Linked DNA regions of Homo sapiens: region 1 is linked to region 2. The links are chromatin contacts, found by Hi-C or POLR2A ChIA-PET in ENCODE. All regions are on one chromosome and are shown on one strand. Each heading gives the region's core, a stretch centred on a gene start or an enhancer-like site at or near the end of the contact. The rest is flanking DNA. Distances are from core to core; before and after follow the strand shown.

Region 1 (6,972 bases), core at 2,073-4,572, 340 kb before region 2:
TCTTTGGGGATAGGCATCCAATCTTTTTTTTTTTTTTTTTAACCTGCCGCTTCAGAAAGGCATCCAGGCTGGGCACGGTGGCTGACGCCTGTAATCCCAGCACTTTGGGAAACCGAGGAGGGTGGGTCACCTGAGGTCAGGAGTTCGACACCAGCCTGGCCAACATGGTGAAACCCCGTCTCTATGAAAAGTACAAAAACTAGCCGGGCATGGTGGCGGGCGCCTGTAATCCCAGCTACTCACGAGGCAGAGGTTGCAGTGAACCGAAATCGTGCCACTGCACTCCAGCCTGGGTGACGTGAGCGAGACTCCGTCTCAAAAAAAAAAAAAAAAAAAGGCATCCAATCTTATTCGCCCTTTGGGTCCCCACGGCCTTAAGCACAGCATATCATTTGTGAGAGGTGCTTGATGACTATTGCAGGGTGTTCTAGGATTAACCAAATTAGAGGTGCAAGTCCTTCTCTCTGGAGGTGCTGCCTCCCAGGCAGCTCTAGTGGAAATGTTGTCTGCAAAGGCAATTAGCGGTCACACTCCTGGGGTTGTTGCCACAGACCCTAATTTAGCTGACCTAGGGTGAGAACAGAGAAACCATCACCTTTTGGGAGAATGATGGATAGAGGGAATGGGAAAGTCCGCTGCCACTGGGGACCCTATCAGGTGAGTAAGACTCCATTTACCTAAAGTGATCAAATAAAAAACATTTACCAATATCATATCTGCTTCTATTTTTATATTTTCCCCTACAGTTAATACATTATTAAAAAACAAACAAAAACATTCTAATCTTTTGTAGCTGGGGGCCTTGATGCTGGGATTCTTCTGTTCAGCCCCACTGTGGAATACAGCACTTCTGAAATTCATACTCTGTTTGATATTAATATCATTTCAGATAAGCAAATAAGTATGTGCCAAAGCCAGGGACAGGAAACTGTCTGCATAAATCTTGGATAAACAGATTTCTTTAAAGAAAACATTTAGTGATGCGTTACCTTGTGCCAGATACTCCATGTGTTATTTCGTTTAACCCCCACAGCCTTATAAGTTGATGCTATTATTATCCTCATTTAACAGATGGAGGGATTAAGGTACAAAGAGGTTAACTAACTTGCCCCAGTCTATCCCAAACCCAAAAGCCAACTCTTTTTTTTTTTTTTTTTTGAGACAGAGTCTTTCCTCTGTCGCCCAGGTTGGAGTGCAATGGTGCGATCTTGGCTCACTGCAACCTCCGCCTCCTGGGCTCAAGTGATTTTCCTGCCTCAGCCTCCTGAGTAACTAGGATTACAGGTGTGCGCCACCACACCAGCTAATTTTTGTATTTTTAGTAAAGACAGGGGTTCACCATGTTGGCCAGGTTGGTCTTGAACTCCTGACCTCAAGTGATCCACCTGCCTCGGCCTCCCAAAGTGCTGAGATTACAGGTGTGAGCCACCATGCCCAGCCCCAAAGGCCAACTCTTTTTTTTTTTTTTTTTTTTTTTGAGACAGAGCCTCGCTCTGTTGCCCAGGCTGGAGTGCAGTGGCACAATCTTGGTTCACTGCAACCTCCGCCTCCCGGGTTCAAGTGATTCTTCCACCTCAGCCTCCCAAGTAGCTGGAATACAGGTGCACACCCAGCTAATTTTTGTATTTTTGTAGAGACAGGGTTTCACCACGTTAGCCAGGCTGGTCTTGAACTCCTGACCTCAAGTGATCCGCCCGCCTCGGCCTCCCAAAGTGGTGGGATTACAGGCATGAGCCACCACACCTGGCCAAGGCCAACTCTCAATCCTTTCATTATGCTAGTGCTGGAAGAGAAGAAAACATACCACTCCTGCAGCCCATCCTGGCACTCCTCAGATAAGGGCAGTCAGGCCCATGGGGTGAGCTGTCCCACCAAGGTCACGGAGGACACTGGCAGAGCTGGGATCAGAACAACCCAGGTGTCCTGGCCGCCAGCTACAGAACAGCTATGATGGATCAGGTTATTTTTTTTACAACACATAAACATAAAAATAATTGGAAGGGGATGAAATACTAATGTAAGCAAATCAATATTATAAATACCAATCTGAGAAGTCATAAAACACAACAAAAGAATACTTGTATTATTGAAAGTTTCAATATGGATAAGCCGTAAGGCATGCAGAGCATGCTCAACAGCTCCACACTGCCCCCTGGTGGTTCCCAAGTCCCCACCGGAAGCATGCTGGACCAATGACCAGCGGGAAACAAAGGCCCTGGACAAGGATACCTGCTGCACTGAAAACCCCAGGAGCCGGTGACCTGGTGGGCCAGACAACAAAGATCCTCCTGGGCTGGGCATCAAGCCGTCAAGGAAAATCTCTGGGTTCCACTCCCATTTGTTTGCAGAATTTGAGATAAAGAAGTTATGAACTCAGTAATGAGTTAACTACTTTTAGTCTCTCATGTTGGCAGTGGCCTTTTCCCCCTTTAATTACCACAGGCACTTTTTAATACCCTGGTGGTGGGAAAGTAAATTAGTAAATCCTGTCTTGTGCAATTTGGAAGTATGTATCAAGTCTTCTGAAGGCTTACTGTCTCTAGGAATGCATCCTAAGGAAATAATTAAGGATGCAAGCAAAATATAGCTGCAAGGATGTTCACTGAAGAGCTGTTTATAATAGCTGAAAGATATTAAATGCCTTATGCTGCAATTATGATATCTGAATTTATGTAGTAGGTGGTTATTTACAGAAACAGAAAGGTGTTTACACTGTTAAGTGAAAAAGCAAGATACGAAACATGTATTTCCACCTGTGTAATGGGGAGTGCTTAAAAAAAGAAAAAACATGTATTGAATCCTACTTTTACTTGTAATTTTGTAAAACAGGTATCTTTATGTATGTGTTGAGAAATCTGGAAGAATATACACTAAGAGGTGAGTTGAACTTAATCTCTCTGGGAGACAAGATTATGGGTGTTTTTATTTTATTCTTTTGGCTAAACATACATTGATTTTAAAAGGTAAATGCAAATATATGCAATGGGAATCACTTTTTAATTAAAAAAATTAAATATATAAAAACACTCAAAAAAAAAAAACCCAGTAAAGTCTATATTCAAATCTTCAGCCTCTCATTTCTGAACTTCTGAGTGCTGTTTTATTTTGAATGGGGTCTTGCCCCTGACAACCTTCCCAACCGTTCCCATTAGGGCCTGGAAAAATGTGACCTCAGCCGTTTGGAAGCCTTCAATGGTTCCTGGGCAACATACGCTGGGGCCAGTAAGTGCTGTGACTGCCAGCTGCACGAGTCCTTCCTTGGCTGAGGAAGGGTCCACTCTACAGCCCCGCCCTGGACACTCTCCTCCACTCTTTCCCTTCCAGAGGGATTCCCCTCTGGGGGAAGGTCTGGGCGCCAATTCAACCAGAGGAGACAACCCAGTCTGCTAGTTCTCAGATCTCACTGGCACCAGGGCTGCTGGGAGGAGCTTTAAAAACACTGATTCCTGTCTGCGTTCCCCATTATGATTTAACTCTTCCAGGGTGGGGCTTAAGCATCTACTTTTTTTTTTTTTAAGCTCCCAGGTAATATTAATGTGCGATCAGAGTGGTCCCCAAATGCTCACACCTACCCCTCCATAACTTTCTGTAGTTTCTACCCATTGTTTGGGCTTCTCTTTCAAAGATGACCTTCCTGGATCTATGGTCCTGTCTCTTTTACACTCTTCTTTCACAGCCCAGAGCAAGCATCCACCCACTTACCCATTAAACACTGTTTAGTGCTACTGTGTGCCAGGTTCATGGTTCTCCCCTACCTAAATCCTTGCCTAGAATACATATCTTCATTCCGGTGGATCCATTATAAGGCTCAAGGTGGAAGTTTCTGGTAAAAATGGAGAATCTATAACCTGACAGCAGCCCTCATAAATTAGCCATCACAAAGTGAGACAGGAAATGCCCACACAAGTTTCCTGATGGTTTATTGGACAAATTCAATATCATAACCCATATGCCATAAACACTCCTAACGGCGTTAGCACATTACATGCCTTCTTTCTGGGTTGGGAGAGGGGCTGCAACACATTCCCCCAACTCTCCAATCAAATCCAGGGCTTGGTCTTTATGGAATTTCAAGCATCCAGGCTAGGCTAGTTGGGTTAGGGAGGAGGGTACATTTCAGAGCACAAAGGCTCTAAAAACATTTCTCAAATCCCCTGTCACTTCCTGACTGACCTAGTAGAACACCAATTCTAGGCATAGCCTGTGCATGAAGTTGGTTACAGAACTTAACTTTCACAAGCAGCTGTTTGAGGACCGAGACTGGGTGGTGATCAGGTCTTGTTCAGGCCTGATGATGACCTGAAAATTCCACATCTTTGCCACTTCCTTCCTGAGCCCCCAGTTCCTATCCAGACTCTGAAACCCAATCACTGACCAGGTGACAACTCCATCTCATGTCCGAGGATTTGTGATGCATGCACAGCACCAGACTGGGTAGGTGTGGCCCATTTGAATACTTTTTTGTAAGTCCACTGGCCAAATTCTCATTTGATCCACCTTGATTTTCCATATTCCATTCTATCCATTCCTGGAGGTCAGGAGTACTCACGTAGTCACTCAGATACACGCTGAATTAAACTCCAAGTCATGGTTCAAATGGGTCATTGATTTCTTCCTCTTCAATTTCCATTTTTCCCTTCAAAGAAGGAAGAATGGGCAGGAAAAATCAGTGCAATTGGCTGGAGACCCACAGTTGGATGGGCCCTGTGCTGAGGCCGTCTCTCCCTTACAAGCTCTTTACAAAACCGTCAAACCCCCACTGTCAATGCCTCCACTCCCTCCAATCATTCGGCCCACTGCCACCTGCCTTCCACGTCACTGGCCCTGTTTTCGCTAAGGCCACTGCTGACCTCCTAACTACCAAACCCAATGTCATCTTCCAGGTCTTTTTCCTAAGAGGCCCCTCAGCTTCTGGGGCACCCTTTCGGCTGGTTTTCCACTTACTCCTCCAGCCGCTCCTCAGAACCTTGGCCTATGCCTCGAAAGCTGGTGTTCTCTGGGTAGTCTCCTCCTCCCCCTGCAGGTTGGCACCCACGCGGTGATCACGCTCATCTCTGCAGCTGGCTCCAGCCTTCCTCCTCATCTCCAAGTGCTTCCTTGACACCGTGCTACAGGCAGCTCAATCCCACACAGACTCATCAAAATCCAGCCCTGATCCTGTTTCCTACATCCTATCAACCAAGGCTCCTTTGAAAGTGAAAGGGAACACCTTTAACAATTATGATGGATGATGTAAACCAGGACATGCGGTCACCCTGAGTATTGTACAAACCTTGGGGATCATTCTGGCCTCTTCTCTTTCCCTCACTCTCTACAACTGACAGGGGACCAAGTCTTGTCATTCTAACTTGGACTGTCTCTCCAATTGTTCCCCTTCATCTCTGCTGCTCACTGCCCTGGACCTCTGTAAAGACTCTGAGCTGCCCTCCTGCCGGCAGCCCCTCCCCAGGCCAGCCCACCCTTCCTGTGATTGCATTACTTCCCCCCCTCCACCCTACCCCCAACAAAAGCTCCAGCGGTTCCCGATGCCTGCTCAGTGGGCATTAAAGCCCTGGCCTACCCTTCCCATCTCCAACTGCCTATTCCCAACAACACCCTCCATCCATTTTCTAGCCAGCCAATCATTCCATTCTCTGAGTGTTTCACTATTTATGCCCCCAAGTCTTTTGCCAAAAGGCTGCCATGCTTTTGCCAGTGACTGGACTACCACCCTGGGTACCTTTGGTCATTGGCCCAAGTGAAGGCAAAGGGCTGCTGAGGGACCGCAGCTTTCCCCAGTTGCACATGGAAAAGGTGCAACTGTCATGATGTAGATGACACTCTCTCCTTCTCCCTCTCTCTCTCTGAGGCCCTTCTTTCTGGAGTTCCATAGCCACTGGCCTGGCCCAAGTTTGGGGTAGGGGTAGGGTATCTGAAGCCACTGCAGTAGCAAGTACCCTGTGTTAGCCTCTAGTTCCCCGCTCTTGGGTGTCATTTCTTCCCGGGTCCATGAGTAGCCTTCCAAAGGGAATCTGCTGGAGAACTTATTGGAGGATGGCATCAGGCTCCAACTCTAGGGACCACAACCCATATGCTTGTTCTCTAATTGCTTTCAGAGTTCCGGAGAGACCCTGTGAGTTCCTGGGTATCCCCCATGTATATGATGGGGAATTCATTCTGCTGGTTTGATCTCTTTTCCTTTGGGCAACATCTTTAAAAAAAGTCTTCCTTGGAGACTTCAAACCTGGATCTTTAACAAGTCCTTGATGAAATGCTTGGAAATGCTCGTGTTTTTACCCTGGACTTGACAGCAGCCTCTACAGACTCCTTTCTCCATATTCTGCTTGGCTTGTCAGAGGCCAGAGGGATCCAAAAGAATTCCTCAGGGGAGGAAGCCCTAAGCCTACATCTTATTCTTTTTAGTTTTTTTTTTTTTCTTTTAAGAGACGGTGTCTTGATTCTGGAAGTTGCTCTCAGAGGCAGCGTGCGGGTGTGCTCTTTGTGAAATTCCACCATGGCATACCATGGCCAGGGCCAGAAAGTGCAGAAGGTGAAGATGCGCCCATCAACCTCATCTTCAGATACTTACAAAATAGATCGCAGATTCAGGTGTGGCTCTATGAGCAAGTGAATATGCGGACAGAAGGCTGTATCATTGGTTTTAATGAGTATACGAACCTTGTTATTAGATGATGCGGAAGAGATTCATTCTAAAACAAAGTCAAGAAAACAACTGGGTCGGATCATGCTAAAAGGAGGTATTCCTCTGCTACAAAGTGTCTCCAGCTAGAAATGATCAATGAAGTGAGAAATTGTTGAGAAGGATACAGTTTGTTTTTAGCTGTCCTTTGTCCAATATGAACATTTATTCATATTGTTTTGATTACCCTTATGTTATTACAAGATGGCAATAAATGCTATGGGATTGTTTGTCTTACAACAAAAAAAGAGATGCTGTCTTGCTCTGTTGCCCAGGCTGGAGTGCAGTGGCAC
Region 2 (6,881 bases), core at 2,025-4,524:
CTCTCCTGGCCTATTTCATTTTTTATTGTGGTAAAATATACATAACATAAAATTTGTCATTTATTATTATTATTATTTTTGAGATAAGTCTTAATGCTGTTGCCCAGGTGGGAGTGCAGTGCTGTGATCTCAGCTCACTGCAACCTCTGCCTCCCGGGTTCAAGTGATTCTCCCACCTCAGCCTCCCGAGTAGCTGGGAGTAGAGGTGCAGTCCACCATGCCCGGCTAATTTTTGTATTTTTAGTAGAGATGAGGTTTCAACTATGTTGGCCAGGTTGGTCTCGAGCTCCTGACCTCAAGTAATTCACCCACCTCGGCCTCCCAAAGTGCTAGGATTACAGGTGTGAGCTACCGCGCCCGGCCCCAAAATTTGTCATTTTAACCTTTGTTTTTTTTTTTTTTTTGGACAGGGTCTTGCTCTGTAGCCCAGGCTGGAGTGCAGTGGCATGATCTTGGCTCACTGCTACCTCTGCCTCCCAGGCTTAAGGGATCTTCCAACCTCAGCCTCCTGAGTAGTTGCAACTACAGGTGCACACCACCACACCTGGCTCCTTTTTAAAGTTTTTGTAAAGCTGAGGTCTCACTATATTGCCCAGGCTTATCTGAAACTCCTGGGCTCAAGTGATCCACCTTTGTCTCCCAAAGAGTTGGGATTATAGGTATGAGCCACGATGCCTGACAAATTTTATTTTATTTTATTTTATTTTATTTTATTTTATTTTATTTTATTTTATGAGTATTGTCCTGTAGCCCGGGTTGGAATGCCTGGAGTGCAGTGGTGCAATCTCGGCTTACTGAAACCTCTGCCTCCTGGGTTCAAGAAATTCTCCCTGCCTCAGCCTCCTGAGTAGCTGTGATTACAGGCATGTGCCACCATTCCCAGCTAATTTTTGTATATTTAGTAGAGACGGGGTTTCACCATGTTGACCAGGCTGGTCTTGAACTCCTGACCTCAGGTGATCCACCCACGTTGGCCTCCCAAAGTGCTGGGAATACAGGTGTGAGCCACTGCACCCAGCCATGCCTGACAAATTTTAACAATATTTAAGTGTATAATTCAGTGGCATCATGTACACTCACAATGTTGTATAAACATCACTGCTGGACCAGGTGCGGTGGCTCACACCTGCAATCCCAGCACTTTGGGAGGCCGAGGTGGGCGTATGACAAAGTCAGGAGTTCGAGACAAGCCTGGCAAACATGGTGAAACCCTGTCTCTACTAAAAAATACAAAAATTAGCGGGGTGTGGTGGCGGGCGCCTGTAGTCCCAGCTACTTGGGAGGCTGAGGCAGGAGAATTGCTTGAACCGGGGAGGTGGAGGTTGCAGTGAGCCGAGATCGGCCACTGCACTCCAGCCTGGGCGACAGGGCGAGACTCCATCTCAAAAAACAAAACAAAACAAAACAAAAAAACACTGTTTGTCTGTAGATTTTTTCACCATCCCAGAAACTCTACCCATTAAATAACAACTCCCCATTTTTCCCTTGACTTAGTCCCTGTAAACTCTGTACTACTTTCTCTCTCTCTAATTTGGGCTATTGTAGGCAACGATATAAATGGACTCATACAATATTTGCCCTTTTGTGTCTGGCTACTTCCACTTGTAAATAACGCTGCAGCACTTCACAAGTGTTACAAGTGGTGCAGGTACCATTTATGCATTCACAATTCCTCCTTCCCATCCTTTATAACATTGCGGTTATTCAGTTCACTTATACATATGCTACAATTGCCTAATACATTGTTGCTATTAGAACTTTTATCAGTTATCTATTAGATTAATTAAATATAAGAAAAAGGATTTCATTTTACCTTCACTTATTCCTTCTTGGATCCCTCTCTGAAGAACTTCTTTTTAGCATTTCTTTTTTGTTGCTTTCTGGCCTGGTGTGGCCCTTAGGTATTTAATACTACAGTACTCTCCGAATTGTTTCTGCTTTAGTCAAGTCATGGAGCAGTGGAAACAAAATATAAAATATGTTCCAGTTCTCTGCTGTCACTCCAGAGATGACCACCAGATGGCGCCCGTTCCCACTTCCTAAGGCCTCTTGTCTTCCGCACTGTAGCCGAGACACGCACGCGGGGTACCTGCAATCCGCTGATGGCTGCCGACTGCAGGCTGGTAGTTGAGTTCGTCAGTCTCCCTCCAACCCTGCATGTGTTTAGGACTCTGTGTTTAGGACTCTGTGTTTAGGCGTCCCTTGTAGGAACCAGGGCGGCAGGCTTTCCTCGGGAGCCTGGACGCCTCAGGTCATCATATAGTGATGATGATGGGGGGCCCGCCGGTGAGAGGGATCAGAGGCTGGCGGCACACCCCTCTTAGCACTGGCAGCCATGCCATGCAGGGCCACCCCACTATCCTGCAGGGTCACACACGCACGTCCCTCTGGACCAGGGAAGCTACGCATATGGGTGCAGCTGGGGGTAATTACAGACTGTAGGAGTGGTGGGGTCTGTGGGAGCGCAAGCTCGTCTCGAAGGTATTCATATCCAAAATTGCTTAAGACGCTGTGCTGCTGGCCCGGCACGATGGCCGTAATCCCAGGATTTTGGGAGGCCTTGGCGGGAGGATCACCTGAAGTCAGGAGTTCGAGACCAGCCTGGCCAACGTGGTGAAACCCCGTCTCCACTAAAAATACAAAAATTAGCCAGGCGTGGTGGTGGGCGCCTGTAGCCCCAGCTATTCGACAGGTTGAGGCAGGGGAATCGCTTGAACCTGGGAGGCGGAGGTTGCAGTGAGCTGAGATCACGTTATTGCACTCCAGCCTGGGAGTGAGACCCCGTCTCAAAGAAAAACAAACAAACAAACGACAACAACAAAATGTGCTGGCCTCAAAACGCACATCTGTAAACTACTTACCACCTTTAAAAAGTCTGGCGCGGGATAAAGTCCAAACGCGTTAGCAAGGCCCTGGGGAGCTTCATAGCTCTTCCCACCCTCCTTTCCATCCTGTCTCCCGCCTCTCTCCAATGCACTTTATGCTGTGTCCAGACTGAACGTGCCACGCCCCTCCACGCCCTTTATCCAGGGCGTAAGCCCTTTGTCCGGAAGGCCCTTTCTCCCCGTCTTCATCTCATTCAAGATCCAGCTGACGTGTGGCCCGGACTCCCCGGTGAGCTGTGGGTACATCCCAGGCTAGCTGCTGCAGGACCGTCGCGCCGCTCAACTCCAAGGAGCACCGTTTGCTCTGGAATGTGTGAGAATGGCGCCCCCTGGTGGCCCGGGAGTTGTGCAACGCGGCTGGGCACGCAGCCAGCGCTCACTGCAACTTGTCACTCGGGTCACCCTTCTCCGAGGCCACCTCCACAGCTGGCCACCAGAAGGCACCCTTCACCTTTCCGGGGCCTCCGTATTCATAAGCGAATTGATGACTAGGGAACCGATTTATGCATGGTGGGTGGCGCTGTTGGGTCTCAAGCTTGCCTTTCTCTGCCTAGCCCCGGGACCTCCTGAACCCAGTAGAGGCCTACCTTGAGGTGTATTTCTGCCCCTCTCTCCCCCATAGCTGCTCCTGAATACTCCTCAGCCACAATTTCTTCCCAGGTGGACAATATGGGCTCAAGAAATTGCTCCCTGAGTCATCAGATCCTCTCATGATGCTTAAGCTTTAATACAACATCCCTGCATGCCCCACTTGCCTAGACCTGCCCTGGATCATCAGTCTGTGCCCTCTTGGCTTGGGGAGGCCAAGAATGGGGCCTGCCTGTGTGTGGGCCAGGCAGACAGCCTCCTAGAGAGGTGACTTAGAGGCTCTGGAAGGCTCCCTCGGCTCCCTAAACCTGTGGGCAGGTGGAGAGGACCCAGCGCTGAACATCTCCCAGAAGAGATGGGAACAGCTAGTGGCTGAAGGGACATGCATCATATTCTCAGTAGCGCCTTTAGAATTTCTAAAAAAGAAGAGGCTCAAAGGCAGCAATCTGGTTATGTTATGGGTGGAGGGTGTCCAGGTTCTTGGCAGTTTGAACAAAGGATTGGACAAAATGCACAAACAAAGCAAGGAAGGAATGAAGCAACAAAAGCAAAAATTTATTGAAAACGAGAGTACACTCCACAGGGTGCGAACAGACCAAGCATAGGATTTTCTGGGGTTTAAATACCCTCTAGAGGTTTCCCACTGGCGACTTGGTGTACACTCTAAGTAAAAGAAATAGTGGCCCACTATCAGTCTGATTGGTTGCAGAAATTAACCAATCAGAGGCTGAAGTGAAGTTACAAAGTAACTTACACCTTTGTAAGTGTCTGATTGGTTGTGGAAAGCAACCAATCAGAGGCTGAAGTGAAGTTACAAAGTTACACTCCTATGCAAATATCTGGTTGCAGAAATCAACCAATCAGAGATACTTTCAATTTTCCGTCGGCCCCACAGAAAAGGGGGGTGGGGTTTGCAAAGGGAGTAGCCTCCAGTCCTTTTGTTACTTAGGTGTGGAAAGTTGGGGTTTTCCTTTTGATTTAGTTCTAGAAAGTCAGCGTGAATCGGCCTTAGGTTCCCTGCCTCCAGACCCTATTTTTCTGCTTCAGTCAGGAGGGGGTGGTCTGGGGATGTGGGGGGCAACTATGGGTTTGCCTTGAAACTCTATATGCCTTGTAAGGATGAAGCGTTTGCAGCTTAATTAAAACAGAAACATTTCCAGAGATGCCTTTATTCATGTTTATATGAGGATATTATAAGTGCTTATTTTATTTAAGAGGTTGATGAAGATTATAGTGGGGAAAAGCATCCCTTGGTACAGTTCAGGTCCTGGTGACAGGTTTGTTCACGAGCAGTGTTGGTGGTAAGGAAACTCTGATGGGTTTTAGCATTTTAGTGGGCTAATCCAGGAAGGAATGGGCTGCACCGGGATTACGTGGGTTGACCCCAGGGGAAGAGAATGAGAGGAAGTGTCAAGACAAAGGGAGAGAGGTTTGGGAAACTCCCCAGGACTGGGAGGAGCCAGAAGCCTGCAGTTTCCTCAAGGACCTGAGACTCTCACCCACTCTCTGTGTTCAGGGAAGTAGCCTCCCCTGTAGGAGCACTGATGTGGTAGATATAGTTAATAGTGGGGTGCAGGACCAGATTGAATTTCTTTTTTTTTTTTTTTTTAGACAGGGTCTCACTCTATTGCCCAGGCCTGGAGTGCAGTGGCTTGATCTTGGCTCACTGTAACTCCTGCCTCCCAGGTTCAAGTGACTCCCCTGCCTCAGCCTCCTGAGTAGCTGGGATTGCAGGTGTGTGTTACCACACCCAGCTGCTTTTTTTTTTTTTTTTTTGAGACGGAGTCTCACTCTGTCGCCCAGAGTGCAGTGGTGCGATCTTGGCTTACCACAACCTCCACCTCCCAGGTTCAAGTGATTCTCCTGCCTCAGCCTCCCAAGTAGCTGAGACTACGGGCGCACACCACCATGCCTGGCTAATTTTTGTATTTTTAGTTGAAACGGGGTTTCACCATGTTGGCCAGGATGGTCTTGATCTCCTGACCTCGTGGTCCTCCCACCTCGGCCTCCCAAAGTGCTGGGATTACAGGCGTGAGCCACAGCGCCCGGCCTAGGAAATGAATTCTATACAGAATAATCAGAGTGGTTCCTGTGCCCTTTGGCTGCTTGTGCAGTTAAGCACATTTATCATGACTATTATAAATTATTTCCTTTTAATTATAGCCAAGTTAATCATACACAAAATTTTTTATAGCTTTTCTTTTTATGAACCTTATCATGATTTACACAGACAATTTACAACATGCTTGAACTTTTTGTTTTGTCATAAATTTCCCTCTTTCTTAAATAAACAGTCATTTTACTGTAGGACAAAAATTTACCACATAAGATTATTTCTCATACAAAATTATTCTCTTTTCTTCTTAATCTTTGTTACCAAAAATACATCTTTACATCTGTGACTCTCTTTACATCTCTTTCACCTATTTACTAGTTTCTTTTTACCTTCTTTCATAAATAGGCTTTACATAATCTCTGTATTACATACAATTCTTTTTGTCAAAAGAATATAACTTTATGTCTTCCTTATATTTTTTTAAATGTGCATATTTTATACATAGAATTATATAACTAGAATCAATCCCTCCCTCCCTCCCTCCCCTCCCTCCCCTCCCTCCTTTCTTCCTTCCTTCCTTCTTTTTTTTGAGACAGGGTCTTGCTCTGTTGCCCAGGCTGAAGTGCTATGGCATGATCATGGCTCAATGAAGCCTCCAGCTCCTGGGCTCAGGTAATCCTCCTGCCTTAGCCTCCTGAGAAGCTGGGATTACAGGTGCCCGCCACCACACCCAGCTAATTCTTTGTATTTTCAGTAGAGACAGGTTTTCACCATGTTGGCCAGGCTAGTCTCGAACCCCTGACCTCCCACCTTGATCCACCCACTTTGGCCTCCCAAAGTGCTGGGATTGCAGGTGTAAGCCACCAAGCCTGGCCTAAGAATAAATTTATTATGAGTAGACTCATGCAATTATGGAGGCTGAGGAGTCCCACAATCTGCTTTCGACAAGCTGGAGACCCAGGAAAGCCTGGGCTATAATTCAGTCTGGGTCCAGAGACCTGAGAACCAGAGGAAATGATGATATGAATCTCAGTTTTGAGGCGGCAGAAGATAAAAGATGTCCCAGTTCAAGCAATGAGGCCGCATAAATACTGGGGAGGGCAATCTACTGGGCCCACCAGTTCAAATGCAATTCTCATCCAGAAACACCCTCACAAATATACTCAGAAACAACGTTTAATCTGGGTCCACTCAAATTGACCATAAAATTAACCATCACAGGCTCATACCAAGATGAGCATATTTTGGCTGGGTGCAGTGGCTCACTCCTATAATCCAGCACTTTGGGAGGCCGAGGCGGGTGGAGCACCTGAGGTTGGGCATTCAAGACCAGCCTGACCAACATGGAGAAA

Evidence for each region. Hi-C counts contacts between places; a loop is a spot of excess contacts on that map. ChIA-PET counts read pairs that join two places held with the same protein, here RNA polymerase II (POLR2A). Pooled maps may share reads with other maps.
Region 1: a loop to region 2 is called in a pooled map, with 7 times the contacts of the local background. The contact joins two enhancer-like sites. A Hi-C loop is called at or near these places in 1 of 168 maps with a recorded cell type or tissue (prostate gland) and 6 of 50 pooled maps. POLR2A ChIA-PET finds 5 or more read pairs at or near these places in 1 of 52 experiments (Panc1).

Annotation. Positions count from the first base shown.
Region 1 is chr2:85,261,836-85,268,807 of GRCh38, reverse strand. The region is part of intron 3 of TCF7L1 (transcription factor 7 like 1); the gene reads right to left. It also overlaps the pseudogene SNRPEP11. Among named protein-coding and RNA genes, the nearest start is that of TGOLN2, 63 kb to the left of the region's middle. RefSeq lists an enhancer at 5,343-6,270. Within about 2 kb of position 3,322, at least 10 of the 41 ENCODE cell types and tissues checked have a DNase peak (open chromatin) inside an H3K27ac peak, as active enhancers do.
Region 2 is chr2:84,922,329-84,929,209 of GRCh38, reverse strand. No RefSeq gene overlaps it. Among named protein-coding and RNA genes, the nearest start is that of TMSB10, 20 kb to the right of the region's middle. RefSeq lists enhancers at 1,995-2,044, 2,685-2,734, 2,486-3,147, 4,082-4,131. Within about 2 kb of position 3,274, at least 19 of the 41 ENCODE cell types and tissues checked have a DNase peak (open chromatin) inside an H3K27ac peak, as active enhancers do.